Regions from separate parts of the Homo sapiens genome. Here region 2 is linked to region 1. The links are chromatin loops, found by intact Hi-C in ENCODE. Cell type or tissue: prostate gland. All regions are shown on one strand. Each heading gives the region's core, and the rest is flanking DNA. Links, peaks and the distances in the headings are about the cores only. Region 1 overlaps LRP5 (LDL receptor related protein 5). Region 2 holds the start of MIR3164 (microRNA 3164).

Region 1 (2,910 bases), core at 308-2,807:
CTGACTGTGCCGGGCTATAAAGAAGAGAGGCCAACTCCTTCCCTGGGACCAGCTACAGAGTCTTGGTAGGAATTTATTTAAACACCAAGGAAGTAAAATGTTTGGAAACTAACAGTTTGGCCAAATGGTTTTCTTTGGGGTTGTTTAAACAGCCCCACAACATTGCCTGAAAGTGAAACCTTCCCCTCGCCCGAGCCTCCTCCAGGCGGGCTGCTGACCTCTCCCCTTCCTCCCTGCACGCATGCAGGAGAGAAGGGCGACATCCCTTCCGCGAGGCCAAGCACAGGCCAGGGGCTTGGGGCAAGGGCCAGGCAGGGCACAGCTTCCTGGCAGGCAGCCTTATCCTCAAAACAAAAAAGCCATCCCAAGGGATGGCCGACGTCATGGACATGTCCAGCTCGACACCGTCCGTCCCTGCCCACCTCTGTCCCCGACCACATGGACACGCAGAACCTGCAGAGGGCTCCCGTGACACATCGCCACCAACCAGGTGGCTTCTAACATCAGAAATGCACCCCCCCACACACCCTAAGACATGCATCCCTGCAATCAAAAGTCAAGACGTCTGCAGGGACAGACTCCCTCCGAAGGCTCCAGGGCAGGATCCTTCCTGGCATCTTCCAGCTTCTGGTGTTGCAGGAAATACTTGGAGTTCCTTGGCTTGTGGCCGCCATCGCACTAAGCCCTGTTCTGACTCCATGCAGCCTTCACCCCTGAGTGTCAGTGTCTGCTCACCTGCTCTCATGAGGACACCAGCACCGTGGATATAGGCCCCCTACTCTAGGGTGACCTCATCCTCGCTTGATTACATCTGCCAAGACCCTGTTTCCAAATTAGATCACATACACAGGTTCCTGGGGTTAGACCTTTAGCATATCTCCTTGAGGGACACAATTCAACGTACCCAGCCGGGAGCAGAGGGTAAGAGGAGCGCTTCAGTGGAAGGACAGAGGCAAGTGTGCCAGGCAGAGCAGACGGCCTGGGCCACTGCACAGAGGCCAGAGAGAGGGTGGCCCAAACCTGTCGCCGGGGCTGATCTGAGCGTGGAGGCCTGGCACCCACCAGCATTGGCACTGCCCCGCCCACCACAGCTCTCTTCTGAGGCCCCACTGCATGCAGGACACGCCCCACTGCGTGCAGCTCCGAGCCCAGCCCTATCCTCCAGGAAGCCTCATGCAAACAGCCCGCCGTGCGTGCAGCAGATCCCGACCACAAAAGCAAACAGACTGCCACTCTCACACAAAAGCCGGGAAGGAAACGCGCTCAAATGTCAACAGTGGTTATCGTCGGACGGGTCCTATCCTTCCTTCTAGCTGTCGGACAGAGGTCGGCAAGCACTCTGGGAAGGGCCAGAGAGCAAATATTTTCGGTGCTGCGGCCTGCACGGTCTCCTTCCCGCCTCCTCAGCTCTGCCGCAGCTGTAGGAAGCCAGCCTGCCTCAGTCAACACAGCTGGGAGCAAACAAAACTTCATTTATGGACACTAAAATGCAAATTCCATGTCATTTTCCCATGTCCCAAAACATTATTCTCCTGATTTTCTTCTCAACCATGTAAATATGTAAAAAGCATTCCGAGCTCATGGCCTGTCCCAACTAGATGGTGAGCCATCTGGCCCCTCGGCCAAATGACCCTCGTACAAGAAGCGTGTGTGACTTTGTTTTTGAGACGAAGCTTCACTCTTATTGCCCAGGCTGGAGTGCAGTGGCGCGATCTCGACTCACTGTAACCTCTGCCTCCCAGGTTCACGCCATTCTCCTGCCTCAGCCTCCTGAGTAGCTGGGATTACAGGTGCCCGCCACCACGCCTGGCTAACTTTTTGTGTTTTTAGTAGAGACGGGGTTTCACCATGTTGGCCAGGCTGGTCTGGAACTCCTGACCTCAGGTGATCTGCCTGCCTCTGCCTCCCAACGTGCTGGGATTACAGGCGTGAGCCACCACGCCCAGCCATGAGTGACTTTTATAATATCAGAAAGAAAGTTACAATAGGGGAAGGAGGGAAGGTGGGGAGGAGGAGAGGAGGACAGCAGGTGGAAGGAACTCTCTGTACTTGTCCCTTAATTTTCCTGTAAACTTAAAACTGCTCTAAAAAAATGAAGTCTATTAATGTTGTTTAAAAAATTAAAAGGCATACAAGTCAATAGGGACAACACCAAAACCCTAGCAATAAATTAGCGAAGACTATAAATACAAATTAACAGGAGAAACAGCAGTCAGTAAACGTGGAAATTGGTAACTTCTCAGTCATCTGCAAATAGAAGGGAGCCGCTCAGAGCTGCCAGTGAGGTGGAAAGGCCTGTCTGACACTTAAGTGGGGGCATCTCCCGCTTCTGGAAGGGCCGTAAAGCACCGCAGGCTTCCTGGTCAGCAGCCCGGGAACCGCGGACCCCAGCATTTCCTCTCTAAGAACACAGGCAGAAGCAGCAGCTGGAACGCATGGAGGTTCCTGCAACCAGACACCACCATGGCTCCACAAGAACAGCAAAACTCAAGACCAAGAACCTGGAGACAACCCAAATGTCCTCAAATATTTTTGAATAAAATGTACTTATTTTACCTAAACGAGGGCATTCAAGGTGACGGGTGATGACACAGGCAGGAAAACAGCACACTCTGGAGAAGAGTGAATGATGTCGGAATTTGCATGAACGATAAATGAAAAACACTCAGACACAACATTACACACATTGTTTGAACCAATCTCCTAAAAGTCAATTTATGTATTTATTTATTTTATTTTTATTTTTTTTTTTGAGACAGAGTCTCGCTCTGTTGCCAGGCTGGAGTGCAGTGGCGTGATCCTGGCTCACTGCAACCTCTGTCTCCTGGGTTCAAGCGATTCTCCTGCCTCAGCCTCCGGAGTAGCTGGGATTAGAGGCACCCACCACCACGCCTGGCTAATCTTTTATTT
Region 2 (2,910 bases), core at 12-2,511, 700 kb before region 1:
ACTCACTCACCCACTCCCGCATCCCAACACCTCCACCCCAGCCTCATTCAAGCACGGACTTCAAATTCCTGTGGGAGGCCCTTCTCTGCCTCCCAACCCACTGCAGGTGGGTCAGCTACTCTGTGGCCTGGAGACGCCAAAGAAATGCAGAGCTAGAGGTGGCAGGAGCACCTGCAGGAACTGAGTCTGAGAAGGGGCCTCTGAGAACCAGCAGGGAGGCCCCGGCTCCAAAGAGCCGCTCCTCCTCATCACAGCCTAGCCGGGAGAAAGGCCTTCACATCAGCCCCATCAACCCACCTGAGGAATCCAAACTAGACAACACAGCTGAACGCCACAGTGGAGACCAGTCAGCATGTACGTGTGCACACGTTGCGTGTCATCGTGAGCATGTATATACTCACGTGAGAGGTCCTGGGAAACTGCGACTTCAAGCAAAACGGCATGATTGCAGGGTCTGCTGTGCGCCATTTCCCTTAAAGTCACAGTTTCCAAGAACCTGTGGATAGCACTGAGGCCTTACTGTGGATGTGTGCACACACGATCATGCATCTTACACGGGCACAAGTTCACATGGATATCTGCATGCGATGTGTGCACACACGATCATGTGTCTTACACGGGCACGAGTTCACAAGGATATCTGCATGCGATGTGTGCACACACGATCATGCGTCTTACACGGGCACGAGTTCACAAGGATATCTGCATGCGATGTGTGCACACACGATCATGCATCTTACACGGGCACGAGTTCACGTGGATATCTGCACGCGATGTGTGCACACACGATCATGCGTCTTATCCGGGCACGAGTTCACATGGATATCTGCACGTGATGTGTGCACACACGATCATGCGTCTTACACGGGCACGAGTTCACATGGATATCTGCACGCGATGTGTGCACACACGATCATGCGTCTTACACGGGCACGAGTTCACATGGATATCTGCACGCGATGTGTGCACACACGATCATGCGTCTTACACGGGCACGAGTTCACATGGATATCTGCACGCGATGTGTGCACACACGATCATGCGTCTTACCCGGGCACGAGTTCACATGGATATCTGCATGCGATGTGTGCACACACGATCATGCGTCTTACCCGGGCACGAGTTCACATGGATATCTGCATGCGATGTGTGCACACACGATCATGCGTCTTACACGGACATGAGTTCACATGGATATTTGCATGTGATTATCTGTGCATACGGTGATGCGGGCGTGCGTATTAATGTACGTGTGTATGTGCATGATGATGTGTATTGTATCCAAACATGATTGTATATGTGTGACTGTGTATGATCATGTGTGCCTGTGATTGTGTGTGTATATGCATGTGCATGGTCACATGTGTGGTTGTGTGTGAGATCACGTGTGCTTGGCTGTATTGTATATATGTATGATTGTGCTTGTATGGCTGTAATTATGTGTGAACACGTGTGCGCGTGTGTGTGCGTATGAAGGTCCCAGCACAGCAGCCCCGTAGGAAGGCTCAGGACCCCTGAGCTGCCTTCAAGTGGGACATACTGTCAGGTGGGACAGGTGCACAGCTCAGAGGAAGGATGAACGGGGACAGAGGAGGGACCTGGACACTCAGAACATGGGTCTTAGGACATGATGCCAGGAGCAGCAAGGCCCAGACCCCCGACCTCTGCCTGCCTGCCCCTTTAAGGTGCCCATTGCTCCTAACCGGTGCATTAAGAGAAACCAGCCCTCAGAGATGGTCATGAGCCACCTGCGCCCGCATTAGAGGATCCTGGAAACAAGCTCCCTGGCCAGGGATACCACTGCCCCTCATTAATAGCACCCTGGGAGCCATGGCAAAGGCCTTTCTGGGAACCTCAGAGACCTGGGGGAGCACTGGTGTCCAGGGCTCCAGCCCCAAGGAGCTCCTGCCACTGGCCAAAGCATTGCACCCGCCACACCCTTGCCCGCCTTCCTCTCCCAACCCAGAAATGCAGGGCTGGGCTCTCCTGCTTCTAATGACCCTTCCCCAGCATCACAAGAGCACGGCAGAGAGCTGAGGGTGCAGCCAGGGAGCCCAGGGTGACGGGCACAGTCCTCGGGCCCTTCCTGCCCCAGGCTCACCCACCCTGGAGCAACGCAGCAGCATGACCCAGGAGGGTGGGGCGAGTGGGGGTGGGGCCGGCACACACCTTCATGCTGGGGATGATACGCAGGAAGCGGAACACGATGAGCATGTTCAGCATGCGGGTCATGTCCCACAGCGACAGCAGGCCCACCATCTCCGGCCTCCTGGGGAGAGACACGGGAGGCGGGTTGGGAGGAGCCCAGGAGCCCCACAGGGAGGAGACAAGGAAACGCGCGGGTTCCTGGACGGAGGCGCAGGGAGGGCAACAGGGCATGACGGGAGTGCACCCCACAGCCAACACCGAGCAGAAAAGCCTCTGCAGGGTGGCGAGAGGGCGGGGCCTGGGCTACTCACTGCTCCGCTTCCACCTGCAGCCCCGGAGCGACCCCCATCCCCCCAACACCTTCCCAGCCAGCCCTTGCGGGAAGGCTGCAGCCCTCCTTCTACACAGACCCTCTGTCCACACGGGAGGGCATGGAGGTTCCAGACACTGAGACTTGCTCCAGCTCAGGCCCCAGCAGAACTGCGTGAGCCCATGTCTCCTGCCCCGGTCTCCTGCGCCAGCCCCATCCCCTGGTTCCTGCCCCCATCGCCCACCTCCTGTCCCATGACCCTGACCCTGACCCCATCCCTGACCCAAGCCCCGCTTGGCATCCCTCATGGTCTTTCCATGCTTTCATTTCTGTTGAAACTCAAACCCATTCTCACCCACAGTGTCAGCCCCCCAAGGTAATGACTCAGAACAAAGTGCAGCGGGCATGCTCAGTGCACATGAAAGACAAGGCAATGCCAGCCCCACGGCACA

Evidence for each region. Peaks named below come from ENCODE experiments on the same cell type or tissue, not always from the same donor. Only the 100,000 strongest peaks of a DNase experiment are listed, where the experiment ranks them.
Region 2: it touches region 1 in a loop (7-fold over the local background); 2 of 110 quality-filtered maps call a loop at or near these places.

Annotation. Positions count from the first base shown.
Region 1 is chr11:68,378,888-68,381,797 of GRCh38, reverse strand. All of the region lies in intron 5 of LRP5 (LDL receptor related protein 5), which reads right to left. Among named protein-coding and RNA genes, the nearest start is that of LRP5, 68 kb to the right of the region's middle. RefSeq lists enhancers at 861-910, 1,211-1,260, 1,291-1,380. In prostate gland, for the core only: no CTCF peak of the experiment used is centred there; a DNase peak (open chromatin) is centred at 1,267; H3K27ac peaks cover 2,495 bases.
Region 2 is chr11:69,080,759-69,083,668 of GRCh38, reverse strand. TPCN2 (two pore segment channel 2) reads right to left here. Exons shown (of 25, transcript NM_139075.4): 18 at 2,170-2,269. MIR3164 (microRNA 3164) reads right to left here and starts at 493; the gene lies at 411-493. RefSeq lists an enhancer at 2,705-2,910. In prostate gland, for the core only: no CTCF peak of the experiment used is centred there; no DNase peak of the experiment used is centred there.